Linked DNA regions of Mus musculus: regions 1 and 3 are each linked to region 2. A link is a loop called in an ENCODE intact Hi-C map of the cell type or tissue named here. Cell type or tissue: left cerebral cortex. All regions are shown on one strand.

The links. Hi-C counts contacts between places; a loop is a spot of excess contacts. Peaks named below come from ENCODE experiments on the same cell type or tissue, not always from the same donor. Only the 100,000 strongest peaks of a DNase experiment are listed, where the experiment ranks them.
Region 1: a loop joins it to region 2, with 5 times the contacts of the local background. A loop is called at or near these places in 19 of 42 quality-filtered maps.
Region 3: it touches region 2 in a loop (9-fold over the local background); 40 of 42 quality-filtered maps call a loop at or near these places.

What each region holds. Positions count from the first base shown.
Region 1 is chr14:19,856,450-19,861,449 of GRCm38, reverse strand. No RefSeq gene overlaps it. Among named protein-coding and RNA genes, the nearest start is that of D14Ertd670e, 20 kb to the right of the region's middle. In left cerebral cortex, a CTCF peak has its summit at 2,093 (motif pointing left); DNase peaks (open chromatin) are centred at 1,980 and 2,040; H3K4me3 peaks cover 401 bases; H3K27ac peaks cover 547 bases.
Region 2 is chr14:20,065,288-20,070,287 of GRCm38, reverse strand. No RefSeq gene overlaps it. Among named protein-coding and RNA genes, the nearest start is that of Saysd1, 15 kb to the left of the region's middle. In left cerebral cortex, a CTCF peak has its summit at 2,761 (motif pointing right); a DNase peak (open chromatin) is centred at 2,776.
Region 3 is chr14:19,837,339-19,842,338 of GRCm38, reverse strand. D14Ertd670e (DNA segment, Chr 14, ERATO Doi 670, expressed) reads right to left here and starts at 3,414. Exons shown (of 3, transcript NR_105025.1): 1 at 3,352-3,414; 2 at 295-423. In left cerebral cortex, a CTCF peak has its summit at 2,318 (motif pointing left); a DNase peak (open chromatin) is centred at 2,319; H3K4me3 peaks cover 707 bases.

The DNA.
Region 1 (5,000 bases), 210 kb after region 2:
TAGATAGTCCTGGGGCTCATTATATTGGATGTTAATTCCGTTCTCCTGTGAGTGGTTGTGAACAAGGAATGAGTCACCACTCAGGTGATTTCCTGTAGACCTGCTTCCCACCTTAATTTGTAAAATAAAGGAGAGCTGATGATTGGGCAGATAAAAGGGAAGGTGGAACAGAAGGTAGGGGAGGGAAGAAGGGGAAAATGGAAGAGGGAGAGGGTGTAGAGGAGGAAGAAGACTAAGAAAAGCAGAGCAGAAGCACATGGCCTGGAGAAACTGCAAGTTCTAAGTTCAAGTTCTGATAAGATGGAATGAAAGACCCACAATGTGAGGGCTCCCCCACATTCTGACTCAGGAGAGGCGACACCCCAAAATCACCCACAAGAAACGGGTCTTGCTGCAAATTGCAAGAGGATTTTTATTCAAGAGCGCTCTCGGGCCCATGGTCATACACCACACAGGGTAGAGGACCTTGGCGCTCCGAGTAGCTGGGTAAGGGGGTATTTAAAGGAAGAAACCAGAAACTCAAGGAAGTGGGGAGGGCGTTGTTGGAAGATACCAAAGATACCAGTTAAGAGTCACAAGGAAGTGTAAAGTTACAAGAGTCACAAGGAATACCTGGTAATTGTTAACTCTCAAGACAGCTTCTAAGAGCCCCTAACAATAGAACATTTGCATTGCAGGTTCTGGTAATGGCCAGGGTGACTTTCTTTGAATGAGCACTCTTTGAACCCAGGAAGCAGGTGGGTAGAGGAATGTCGCTATCTCTTTTATGATTAGCATACCTTTACAAAGGCCACATTCCCAAGCCTGGGCCTAAAGGCCTAGAATTCTGTTTTTACGTTGTTATACTTTCAGGAGAAGATGGTAGTGTAGCGGTAGATCTGCCCAATCTAGGCGCATGGCTTGTATTCATATTAACTGAGTTGTGTTGTCATTGCCGGGGCATATTTGGGAGGAGATTTACCACAACATAGTCTCTCTACACAGTACTAACTGTCCTGGAACTTACAATGTAGACCAGGCTGGCCTCCAACTCACAGAGATCCATCTGCCTCTCTTTCTGGAGTGCTCAAAGAAATGTGGTGGTGGTAGTGGTGGTGTGTGTGTGGGGGGGTGTAGTTTGTTTGATTAATTTTTGTTTGTTTGTTTTTAATTTTCTTGTTTGGGGTTTTGTTTGTTTTTGAGGTGACTATCTCTACATGGGCCCAGGAAGCAAATATTTATCCAAGTATTCCTGAAGAGAAACACAGACACTGCAGATGAAGTTCGAAGGTTGGGCTAAGTGTTGGTTTAGATCAGGGGTTAACAAACCAAAGCCATAGCCAAGTTCACCTGGTGTTTGTAGTATAATGATTAAAATTCTCAAAAGAGCAGGGCACTGGTGGTATACACCTTTAATCCCAGCACCCAAGGGGGCAGAGGTACTCTGAGTTTGAGGCCAGCCTGGTCTACAGAGTAAGTTCTAGGCCAGCCAAGGCTACACAGAGAAACTCTGTATACAACAATAGCAACAACAGTGATAGATAGATAGATAGATAGATAGATAGATAGATAGATAGATAGATAGATTTTATTAAAAATATGTATCAAGGGCTGGAGAGATGGCTCAGCCGTTAAAGGCTAGGCTCACAACCAAAAATATGTATCAAAAGAGAAGTTTTGACATGGAAATTACTTAGCACTCAAATTGCAGTTTCTGTATTTTCCTTGGATGGTTTCATCCATCAGTGTGACATTCTTGCTCCCTGTCTTCAAGCTGCAAGAAAGGCAAAGTCTAGAGAACAACAGCTTCTTCACAGCTCCCAGCCAGCACTGACTTTCTACTTGGGAATAATTTCTCAGAAAGCTTAGATAGCTCTGACGAACCTAAACACTGCACATCCTAAATCCCACAGATTTTTGAATTATGTAATGGGAATGAGGCTTGGAACCCGGAGCTTGAATAGCACTTTGGAAGGCTCTCCACTGGGCTTCCTGCACTTGGCACCTCCGCAAATTTGTGGCTGTTCTGGTTTGTGTCCTGTGTAAGTCTGCTTGAATTTACCATTAATTACAATAATTAAAATCACGGAGTCTCCTCGGTGGGAATTTTCCAGCTCCTAGACAGAAATATTTTCTTACAAGCTCCCTCTACTGGCCTGTTCTCAGAAGGACACTTCTTTCTCTCTCTCTCTCTCTCTCTCTCTCTCTCTCTCTCTCTCTCTCTCTCTCTCTCTCTCTCTCTCTCCCTCCCTCCCTCCCTCCCTCCCTCCCTCCCTTCCTTCCTTTCCTTCTTTCTATTTAATTTATTATCTTTAATCGTTTTTTTTTTTACAGTCCAGTCATTATCCTCCTCCTGGTCTACCCTCTGACAGTTCCTCATCCCATTCCTCTCCCTCCCACCACCCTCCTCCCACCCCTGTCTCCGAGAAGATGTCCCTACCCCTCCACTCCACCTCACCTCCCCCACCCCACCTGGGTAGGATTATTGATTGTTCCTCTCTCTCTCGTCTGCTTGCACAGTACCTTCTCACACTATGAAAGTCATACTTCTGTGTCTGAAGTATGTGGTATCTTCAGCAATGAGATCTTACCTTCAATTTCAAGGTGATAACCAAGGATTATGACAATACCCTAGATGGTTTGGGGATGGTGTCTCTTGGAATCCCCTGATCAACAACTGAAAGGGAGATTTCCCATGCCTGGCCATGGGGTTAGAACACCGTATTATTTTATATTTATGTATTATTCATGCTTAAAATTCATATATGATAGATAAATACATATAAATAATTTAATTGAAGTTACTTCACTTTGGGTGACAAGAGCTATAGCTATGTTCAGAATCGCCACTGTAGGGACCCAGTGAGAGAACTATACTCCCTTTAAATGCAAATGAGTAGCAAGTCTAAGGGAAGCTAGAGAAGCTGGAGAAACCTTGGCCAACAATGCCTTCCTAAGCACAGCTCCCAAAACACCCTGCTAATGAACAGGTGATCTTGCTGCTCACAGCCTTGGGAAGGATGGTCACGTGCAAGCAGGGGCAGAGTGATGTTTGCTTGTTAGGTTGTAAACAGCCCCTCTAATGTGGGAGAGGCAGGCCTGGTTGGAACTGGTTAAGGACTGTGTTATAATATGTATAACTGTTGGAAACAACAAAGTTATGAATCTAGAAGTATAAATTGTTTGTTAGTGACTTAACAAAACAAACTGAAGTGACTGTGGCCTGCCTAGGCATGGCAAACATGGCTCTGGCAGGCCTTGCCCTTCCCCATTTCCTCTGCCTTATTAAAAACCCTTAGATTACATTCCTAAAGCTAACTACCAAGATCTATTCCCTTATTTGGCCACTTCCTCCTCCTCAGGCTAACTACCAAGGTCCAGCTATCAAAATACTAAAGTCCAGATCAAAAGCCCCATTTTGGCTGTTCCAATTAACATGCCCAGTCAAAATTAAACACCTCATTTTAACATGGGATTTCCCCTTTTACCTTTACAAACTGCCATTTGCCTATGGGTCATGTCTGTCTCCTCTTTATTCAGAGGCAGTCCTTTGTCCTTCTCAGGCTAATACTCCTTCCCCCATCTCTTGTTCCTGTCCCCTTCTCCATTGTCCTTTATCTTCTATCTTTGTCTCTAATTTGCTGCCTTTTGTCCCTCTGGAGCAAATCTCCTTTGTACCAAATACTTGTCTCTTCAGAAACCTCCCATAACTTTCTGCAATAAAACAAAATTCATAATTTGTTTTACTTAGCAAGGCTCTCCAGACTTTTTCATTCCAGAGGCATCACTGAGCCCCGAAAAGTGTCAAGATTTGACTTGGTACTTAGACTTTCACCCCAGCTGCATGATGATAAGTGGATGCAAAAGGACCAATAGTTGGAACGTTTTGCTTGAGATAGCAGAGACCAAGGACTTTCACTAAGAAACTGGCTTGGTGGATGGAAAGGCCTCAGTGCCTTAGTGGATATATTAGTCAAACTGTGTTGTTATCACAAAATGCCTGGCATAACAGTTTATAAGGGAAAGGTTTATTTGGCTCTCATTTTCAGAGGTTTTGACTGTAGTGAGGAAAGCTTGGGCCATCAAAATGACTCTGTGTGGCTAATGAAACTCCATTATATGCTAAGCATTCATCTTGGTACTTGCCAGCCATTGTCTCTGACTCCACTCCCTGAAAGATAAGTTCCCAGTAACCCTGATTCAGTGACCACCACCCAGAAATGGACAGCTATGACTATCTACTTGTTATGATATGACTAACTGCTTTTTTACTTCTGCAACTTGCTTACACAGATACACAAAGATTGTTTTGAATTGCCTTAACCACTTAATTTAGCAGAACAAAACAGTATTTACTTATTTACAAAGATATTGAAGGTTTTTCCCTTTAAAAGTCCTTCTGCATGCCCCTCCTTCACAACAATCTCAAATTTGACTCATAGATTGTTTGTCCTTCTAGCAGCTAGACAATAAATTTTAAAGTTATAGTTGGATTAACTCTTTTCCTGGGTCTTTTCCAGGGATCACAAACGCCATGATGTTTGGAGGCCCCAGCGAGATCCCTAGGAGACCTTAGACTCAGGGCTAGGGGTCTGGAATAAGCCCCACAGGGAACAAACCCAAAGTGGACTGGATAGGTCCCAGGGATCCCAGATTGCAACTGCCACAAATTTGTAAATTGAAAGTAAGAATGTTGTCCTTACATAGACTCAAAGGACTATGCTTATACTACTGAGGGACACTGTGTTTCCATGTGTGCTTCTTATGGAGTGAGAAAAAAAAAAAAAAAAAAAGAAAGAAAGTAAGAATGTGCTTCTAAAGCTTGGACCTATCAGTGAGTTGTTCTGTCCTACTTTGAAGTCTAGACATTTGGAGAAACAAAAAGCAAGATATAACAATATTGTAGACCCTGTCTCTGGGATTGAGGGGACACCCTACTGTCCTTTTGGTTTTAGTGTATAAGTGAAGATATGTCTGAGTTCATCTTTTTTTCTTTCTGATTGTGTTGTTGTACTGTCTTT
Region 2 (5,000 bases):
CTTTGTGTGCGTGTGTGTGAATTTCTGACATGTACACATGGATGCCAGTGTACATGAATGTATATGCTTGTGGAAGGAAGCCAAAGGTTCATATGGGGTGTTGACCTCATATTTCTTGAAACAAAGTCTCTTATTGAACTTGGAGCTCATTAATTAAGCTGACCAGCCAGCCAGCTCTGGGAATTCACTGACTTAGCCTCCCTAGCTCTGGAGTTACAAACACAAGCAGCCTTTTATGTGGTGCTGAGGTCTGAACTCAGGTCCTCACCTTTGTATAGCAAGCACTTTACCACCGAGACATTTTTCCAAGCCACCAGATCACTTTCAATTGTGAATTTGATATATTACCCGACTCTCAAATCCACAGGAAAGAAATCTCAAATACACATGTAACTACAATGCTGTCCTAAGACTTTAGGATTTTGGCCTAGGAAAGCAATTGAAGTCGGACTTAATGAGCCATCCTAGTAGGAGCATGGAAGGCAGCAGTGCTGAGGGTGTTGGAATTGTGGAGGCCCAGCTCATTATGTTTCAGAGGGGAAATAGAATAATAGCATGTTGTCTAGAGACCATTTTGTTGAAGTATGTGGCTGTCTTTATTATTATTTTAATTATTATTATGTTTTTCAAGATAGAGTTCTCTGTGTAGTCCTGGCTGTTTTGGAACTCACTCTGTAGACCAGGCTAGCCTCAAAGATTTCAAACTAGGCTAGTATCGACTGTTGTGTGCTTATCAGTAGCCAGTCTTATGCAGATCTATAAAGAACAGGAGAAAGCTGAGCAAGGAAGAGTACAAAATATATGATTGAGGGGAAGAGGAGCCCCAGAAACATTTAGGTGAGAGCCTGGTTCTAAGTGGACAAAGGGCAAGACCCCGCCTGCTAAGCTCCCTTCTTGTGAAAAGGGATTAAAGAAGTTTGAGGCTGGGCGTGGAGGCACACAGTTTTATTCCCAGCACTTGAGAGGCAGAGGCAGCCTGGTCTACAGAGTGAGTTCCAGAATAGACAAGCTTAGGAAGTGAAGAAAAACCATTGAAAACAGAAAGCTGATTGAATGAGGGGCAGCTTCAGCCACTTGGCTCTGACTTTGGAGTCAAGGATAGAAAAGTTAAGGAAAGCTGCTGAGGCCAGACATGTGTCAAGGGTGTTCCTGCATGGAACTGTGAAGGGGGAGCCTTGGAGACCCCAAGACATTGGAGATGGCAGAGTTGTGGGGTACCTGCCAAGGAGCGCTAATAACAGGGTGGGACAAGCCCAAGAGAGAGGTGTGCTGCAGTCAACAAAGCTGAAAGGACTTGGAGATTTGAAGAGTGCTTTGACATCAGACACGAAGACACAGAGTTTGGAGTGTGCCCTGCTGGTTTTAGGTCTTTCTGGTCCATTCTTTCCTTACTGTGCTCCCGTTTCTTCCTTTTAGAATGGTAATTTATATTCTGTACCATTGTATGTTTGAAGTATGTGGTCTGCTTTTCTATTTTGATTTTGTAGGGGATTAAAGTTAGGAGATTGCCGTGAGTCTCAGACGAGGCTTTGGACTTTGGACTTGCAGACAGTGTTGAGACCTTCCTAGACTATGGAGACTTGTTGGACTGAACGCACATTTGCACTATGATGTGGCTACAAGCCTGTAGGGGCCAGGGAGTGGAATGTGGTGGTTTGAATGCCTCCCATAGACACATAGATGTGAATGCTTGGTCTCCAGGGGGTGGCGCTATTGTGAGGTGGGTCTTGCTGGGGGAAGTATGTCACTGGGGGTGGGTTTTGAGGTTTTCAAATGCTTAAGCCAGCCCAGTAACTCTCTCTTCCTGTTGCTGGCAGATCTAGATGTAGAACTTTTCAAATCCAGCACCATGTCTATGTGCAGGCTGCCATGTTTCCCACCATGATGATAATGGATTGAACCTCTGAACTGTAAACAAACCCTGTGGGGCGGTGGGCTGTGCACAGACAGCCTGGTCTCAAGTTGAGCAAAGGTCTGGAACCCCGGCGACCCTATGGGTGGTGACTTTTATCTGCATGGGATGGCATGTGTTCGGCCACGCCTCCTGGGTCCTTGACTCCTGTCTTGTAGCTTCAGCCTCCCCCCACCCCACCCCCACCCCCGCAGAGAGAGGTACGTGGCCATCACAGGAATAGCACCAAGCCCTCCCACAAGCAAATAAGGTTTCCCCAAAGCTCTCAGACCAAACCAATGAGAAATACCTGCTGTCAGACCCTTACCCATCTCAAAACTGTATATAAGAATCCTATACAGAAGGATTAGGGGTGGGAGAACTACTCTGTCGTCCAAGACTTTTGTCCTAAGAGCTGTAACACTTGAGATCTACTCTCCTGAAGCGCCGCCTGAGGCCCTGCCGCACTCCTCACTGGCTAGTCGGCTTCTCATCAGCCCAGCCTGACCCGACTCAGTGCAGGGTAGCATGGAATTACTGCATGGCGGAGACGGAGGCCCGGAAGCGGGGAAGCAATTACCCCTCCCTGACCGCATTCGCTTCCTCGCACCAGGCCTGGCCAGAGATTTCCACAGAAATCTCTGGTACTCAGGCCCACAAAACCCCAGAAGAAATGCTTTCCTTTATAAGAGTTGCCACGATCATGGCAGCTCCTCACAGCAGTAGAACACTACGACAGCTGTGTTTCTGTGTGAGAGAGAAAATGTGCTGTGGTGAGGGCGACCCACCTTTATCTCATCAGCTTTAAGAGTGGACAAAGCAGCAGAAGATGCTGCTCAGAGGCACTAAATTCTTATGTCCACAAGGTGGCACCCCATACCTGGTATGCACATTTTCACTTCCTAAGGCCAAATATATGAAGACCTTTTGCCAGAAGAGGTCGCAGAAACACCTCCCTTCCTTTCCCTACCTGTTGAGTGGGAACTGCCTTTATACGCTGTGTTAAGAATGGAGGAAGGTGATATTTCAAGCCCTCTCACTACTGTGAATTAGAAGATGGAATGGGGCCCTAGCATATCAGTGTTATACTGAAGGCTTTAGTTAGGGCACAGGGTTAGAAAAAGAAGAGGTAAATCATTTTTATCTGCAGATGGTATGATAGCATGTATTTTTATGTTTTAACTTTTTATTGCAGTGTGTGTACACATGCATGCTTGCGTGCACATGTGCATTGATGCAAACACATGCAAATGCCATTCTGTCTTCTCAAAATGTGCTGTCACCTGCGCACAGAAATCTGTACTTTCCCGCAGTGTCCCTGGTGGTTCTGGCCTCGAGTGTGCACTTATCCATTCTGTCTCTACATGGCTGCTTCAAGTTGACAGTGTTACAGGTAACATGGGGCTTGGCACTTTATTTTTGTGTCTAATTACAAATTCTATTTTTATATCAAAGAAAGCATTTCGTCAAGCTTATGGTTTCTGAGGGATACAGTTCACAGTGTCAGAGTAAAGGCCTGGCATGAGGAAAGGCACAATGATCACTGTGATCAGCAAGTAGATCACTTATATGCAGCCTCAACCTTAACCATAACTCTAACCCTGTGTCTAACCCAATTCTAATCGTAGCTATAACTGAATCTAGACTATCCCTATCCCTAATGCTAATCCTAAAACTAACACTAATGCTAATCCTACACCCAAACCTACCCTATACCTAATATAACCAATAGTCTAAACCCAAGCCTAAGCCTAAACTTAGGTCTAACCCTAACCTGAACCTAGATTAGTCCTATTCCAATGCTAAACCTAGACCTAATCTTAAATGTAGTCTATTCCATAACTATAGGCCTATCCTTTCTCCATCTTTAAGTCTACTTAGCCTTAACATTGGCACAAATGCCAGATATAACCCTAACCTGAAAGTAACCCTAACCTAACACCATTCTTAAACAATACATATTCTTCTCTTCATATAAGTGCTAACTATAAAATTAACACAGAACAAGACCAAATAGCAAACCATAGAAACCTGATACAAACAACCCTAGAAATACCCATAAAACTATTGCAACCAAAGCTGTAACACTAGCAATATCTATAATGATACCTGACCCTAAATTTAAACATATCACTACATTTATCAATACTAAAATCCTTAGCTTTATTTATGAGCATAACCAAAGAACTCTATCCATAGGTCTCACCCAAACAATATCTAACTCTAAACTTGTTCCAAGGCTTGAGAAAAATGCTAACACCAATCCTAAATCTAAATCTTGCAACGAAATGATGGTTTAAGGTTTAAACATTAAACCAAACTTTCCAAGGTCTGGCTCATCTTGAACATGAACTCAAAGAATAAACTTAAATAATACAAACCCTAGACTTAACTTTAACCCTGGGAATCCCAGCCTTAAAGCCACCCCAATAACTAACACTAAGACAAGCCCTAATGGTAACCTTAACCCTAGCACTAACCCTAGCTCTGACCCTAACCATAGTCATAGCACTACCCCTAGCACTAACTCTAATCCTAAGCCTAGCAAAAGCTAACCATTGTTCTAATTATAATACCAACAACTCTGACACTAAACTGCAACCTACCCATAACCACAGCCTGGCCCTATTCCTAAAACAAGGCCTAACCCTGTCTTGAACTGCTGCAGAACAATATCTAGACTCATAACTCTATTCCCTGAATAACATAACCATAGCCTAATTCTAACTAGAGACCAACACGGACTCTAAACTTAGCCCTAACAAAAACCCTAACACCACTTTAAAACCCAATCCTAACCCTAATCCAACCATAACCTCCCCTCTAGAACTAAACATAGTCTGAGTCTAACCCTAACCTTAGAACCCTACCCCTTGTCCCACCTCTCACCCTAGTCCCAGCAGCAACACTAACTGTAGGCTGAACTAACTGTAGACATTAATTCTAGCCTAATGCTAAACTTAGTATCAACCCTAACACCACTCTAGAGCAAAATTAAATGCTAACCCTAGTCCTATTCTAAAGCTGACTCTAGGCCCCGACCCTAAACATATTACCAGTTGTAACCTATTCCAAAGGAAGACATTAGCCCGAGGCCTAAAGTTAACCT
Region 3 (5,000 bases), 230 kb after region 2:
TAAGCATTCTTAAGGCTTACTTCTGTATAGACCTGGTAGTCTGGTGAGATTTGGAACTGTGAGAGGAATGATTTCTGTCCATTTATTTGCTTCTTGGAGATATTGAACTGACTGATAACCTGAGGTCTCTGGTTTATGCACAGGCAGGAAAGGTAAATTCCAAGCCAACTGCCATGGGGGTAAGGTAATTACTTTCAAACAGCCCCTTGATAGGTGGAGCAATTTCTGGTCTAGCTTTTGGCTTCCAAGGATATCACCAGACCTCACTGATGTGGCTATAGTGAAGAGACTTACCAGAACTGGTGGGTGGTGGTGCCATGCCAGGAGGACTTCTCTCAGCCTGTTTCTTAGGGAATTGTTGTTGCAAATCCTGGAGCAGGGTCCTTGGGTCTGGATTTGTTTCTGCTGTGGCATCTGGGAGAACTAGAAGATATTCTTTATACAGAGAGCAGTTCAGCTGAGTTGGTAGGCAGGGGTAAAGAAAATCTGAGTTTCTTGAAGAGTAAAGGAGATGATGGTGTTATGGAATTCAAGAACACCCAGAAAAGATCCCTAGACTCATTTCAGATTTTAATTAATCAAATTTATTAAAGCCACCAGCAGGGTCACCCACAGTCTTTGGCCCAAATCAGAGATATGCTATCCAGAGGCAGGTGAAAGAAGGTCTTTTAAAGATGAAACCCAGAAGAGCTTTTCCTCTCTGCTAAGATTAGATGGTCAAGGTGACTTCAAAATAGTCCTTGAATGTCTGAATGGGCAGGTTATAGAAACCAAAATCAGCAATTATTCATATCATAACAAGCAGATGGCCATAGTTGTACATTTCTGGGCAGAGGGTTAAGGAGTCAGGGTTCCCAAGAATTTATTTTCTAGGAGCTTGAGTGGGGGAAAAACAGCTATTAGGTACCAAGATGGATGCCTAGCATGAACATGGAGTTTCATTAGCTATCACAATGGTACCTAATTTTCAAAGAATACCTCTGCCCAAAAGGAGAAAGAGCAGTCCGAGACCACCACAAAGGAGTGAGTCACCACCTGCCTGTGACTCCCTGTATTGCCATCATTACATTGGTAAATTTGGTTTGTTTGTTTGTTTGAGGGTCATTCCCTTGGATACAGAACAGTGCAGTATGAGCCGTAGGGCCTCAGAGTGAGCTGACTGGAATGCAGTCAGCATAAACCTTGCTTGCCTTCGTAGAGCTCAGCAGCAGCCACGGCATTTTGCCTGTCCTCTGCTGTAGAGTCTCAGTTATTAACTTTTACCTTGATGGACTGAGATGTATTCATCCCTGAAAAGCCCTCTAGTTTTTGGAGATTTTCTTATGGGTGTCCAGAGCTGACTGAGTGACAAAAGCCAAATTTTACACTCTAACTTTTTTTTTTACGCTAATGAATAAAGAGATGTAAGATCTGAAGGTTTCTTCCAATCTTCAAGAAATGCCCCAGGAGACTCTTCTGGGGCTGGAGGAGCCTCAGTAGTTTAAGACAAATTAGTGGTGGCAAGCTGCACCCTGAATTCCAGTCATAAGATTCTGGTGACAAGTGTCCACAGCCTGGGAACCTGCATATGTATTGGGGTCCCATTTGGATGGAGAGACTGCCTCAAATCGAGTAGCTTTTTAAAAGCATTCATACCAGCAGCTGAGCCCCCCCCCCCAAAAAAAAACCTTTATCTCAATTCAGATCTATGCCCATGAATCCCTTTTCCTTTGGGAGTAACTGGTCAGAAGGAATTACTGACAAACATTCCAGGTAGGGAAACGGGTGCATGGGACAGATTCCAGAAGAGAGTGGGGGGCTTGGGCTTATCAGAAAAAGGGACTCTGTGTCTTCCAGTTATGCAGATCTGAAGTAGAGAAAGGAGTATAGAGATCAAGGAAAGGGTGATGCCCTTCTTTAAACCACTCCCCCCCACCCCCACCCCCACCCGCCTCTGGAAGGAAAAGCGTCTTATGTGACAGAAAAACAGATGCTGGGACTTGAATCCAGAATGGGGTATGGTGGGCCCTCAAGCTGGGAAGCCAAAGGTGCCTTAGAAGCTGGCAGGGCAGTAGGTGAAGAGAGCAGCCCTCCCTGCACCGGTGCACGAAGGCCACTGTCCAGGCCCAGGCTCCACTTAGAGCCAAGAGGAGTGAAGGGCTCCGTCCCGCACCCTCGCTAGAGCCCACAGAGAATCCAGCCTACCCAGGTCCCGGGGGACATTGTCACATGAAGAAGGCCAGGGCTGGGGACAGACCCCCCAACTGTAGGGCCCGGGTAAGAGAAGCACTGGGGTACAAATCAAAAAACAAGGAGCTAACATCGGCAGAGGGTGCCACCTGTTGGCAGAATACGGGAAAACAGCAGAATTTTAACCAGTTGGTCAGATCAGATCCGACAAAACAAAAACACCAACAGCAAAATCAAGAAATCAATTAAACAAACCCCAAACGTGCCTGTCACACGTTCAGTCAGTTCTCTGGGTCAGACTTGCCTTTCATGCATTCAATAATCCACACAGTTGGCCAGTCACTCATTCAAGCAAAACTGAAACCAGACCTCACATGAGAGACTGAACCAGGATTCAGAGTCCCCACTCTTTACGTTCCAATTTAGTGTAGAAGGGGGACTAGGAAAGAGTTTCCTGTCGAATATTGTCTTCCTAAAACAGGATGAGGGCCTTAAATATCCATCCATCTTACCCAGAAGAGACCCCCTTTTCGGGGCCTATCTCTCTTATCCAGAAGGCTTCCATGGGGGCACATGCTCACCACCCATAATTCAGTCTACAGAGTCACCTCCTACCAGTGACAGAAGGATTCCTTGCTGGGAACACAGCAGTAACTCCGGACCTCTCCGGACTCAATGAGAGGTGTGGGGTCCTGGAATGCTCAGCGAAGGAGCCTCCCCTGCAGCCCCTCCTGCACGAGGAAGGCCAGGAGCGAGGTTGAGTCTCATGGAGCAGAGGGTGGGAAATCTCGTGTGGCTTCCAATTTTATGATCCACATGAGATACTTACTGACAACCATACTGATTTAGACAATAATTTTAAGTCCTTTTATTAATAACCAGACCAAAGAGGGGCTTGAGCCCTTCAAAATGTCTCTTGGTGCCTGAGCTCAGGGATACAGAGCTTTTAAGGCAAAACCACACAGATACATTTATATGAGCGTCAGAGTAAACTTGAAACATTCACTCCTGGCAGAGCTTAATAGGTATTTTAGACATAACTCGCCAATTACTCTGTTCAGCACATCTGGACCGTAGTCAAGGCCATGGAGATCTCAAACGTGTTGCCAAGGGATACGTGGCCTTTGTGGGAAGGGCTGAGAACCGTCTAAGCACACACACAACGGAATCAGGTAGTGTTACCTTAGTCATTTCAATGGGAAGCTCACTCAGCTTGTGGTAGCCATTCTCAGGCCTGTGGCCCAGGTTTCATTTAACAAGTCTGAGGCGTGGTGGAGGCTGGGGAGTGGGTACTTCTTCACTTCATTTTTTCAGGCAGGGTTTTGCTGCTCAAAGCTGACCTTAAACTTACAATCCTCCTGCCTCAGCCTCCTGCGTGCTGGGATTACAGAGGTACATCACTATATCCAGCTTGAAAATGTGTGGTCTGATGGGTTTCTGGCAGTTCTGAGGCATCTGTTCCAGGTGCCATGGATTTCTGACACCTGCAAAGGACAAGGTTCACACCATTGTCCAGTGGCTCTCTCTCTCTCTCTCTCTCTCTCTCTCTCTCTCTCTCTCTCTCTCTTTCCTTTTTTTGTTTTTTGTTTTTGTTTTTTCTTTTGTTTGTTTTTTCGAGACAGGGTTTCTCTGTGTAGCCCTGGCTGTCCTGGAACTCACTTTGTAGATCAGGCTGGCCTCCAACTCAGAAATCCGCCTGGCTCTGCCTCCCAAGTGCTGGGATTAAAGGTGTGCGCCACCATGCCCGGCTAAAATTATTTTTGCTGTTTTGTTCTTTGTTTGAGGTTGGGATTTTTTTTTTGTTTGTTTGTTTTTGTCGTTGTTTTTGTTTCGTTTTTTCGAGACAGGGTTTCTCTGTATAGCCCTGGCTGTCCTGGAATTCACTTTGTAGACCAGGCTGGCCTGGAACTCAGAAATCTGCCTATCTCTGCCTCCTGAGTGCCAGGATTAAAGGCATGGGCCACCATGCCCAGCTCCAGTGGTTCTAAACCTTCCCAATGATGCAACTCTTTAATACAGCTCTGCATAATGTGATGATCTCGTACCATAAAGTTATTTTCTCTGCTACTCCATAACTATAATTTTGCTACTGTTACAAACTATAATGTAAATATTTTTTGGAGCTAGAGGGTTGCCAAAAGGATTGAGAGCTGTTGTTACACAGCTGAATCTTATGTCAGCTGTGCATGTATCTTCAGATTCTGTGCAAAGTATTAGCTGCATAAAAATCAGAATGTTGAGACTATTATTTGGTATATAGGTACAGTAGGTGTAAATAAAAGAGAGAAAATTAAACAAACATATTAAGTATTCATGTAGATAAAATGTAAACATAGCTAGGTATGGTGGTGCATGCTTTTAAGTCCAAACACTTGGGAGATAGAGGTGGGCAACTCTCTGTAAGTTCAAGGCCAGCCTGATCTACGTATAGAGCTATGGGCCAGCTAGAGATACATAGTGAAACCGTCTCAAAAACAAAGAAAACAAAACTAAAAAAAAAAAAAAAGTGAATATAGGAATTTTCAGCTATACAAATTAGTAATATTAGTTAAATATGCAAATAAAGTGAGGGTAAAAATAATTGGGCTGTAGCTCCGAGGGGTAGAGTACCTGAGGCCTGGCTTCCTCTCCAAAACATACCATAAAAAGCAAGGAAGCCCGGCGTGGTGGCGCACGCCTTTAATCCCAGCACTCAGGAGGCAGAGGCAGGCGGATTTCTGAGTTCGAGGCCAGCCTGGTCTACAGAGTGAGTTCCAGGACAGCCAGGGCTACACAGAGAAACCCTGTCTCAAAACAAAACAAAACAAAACAAAACAAAAAAAACCCCAAAC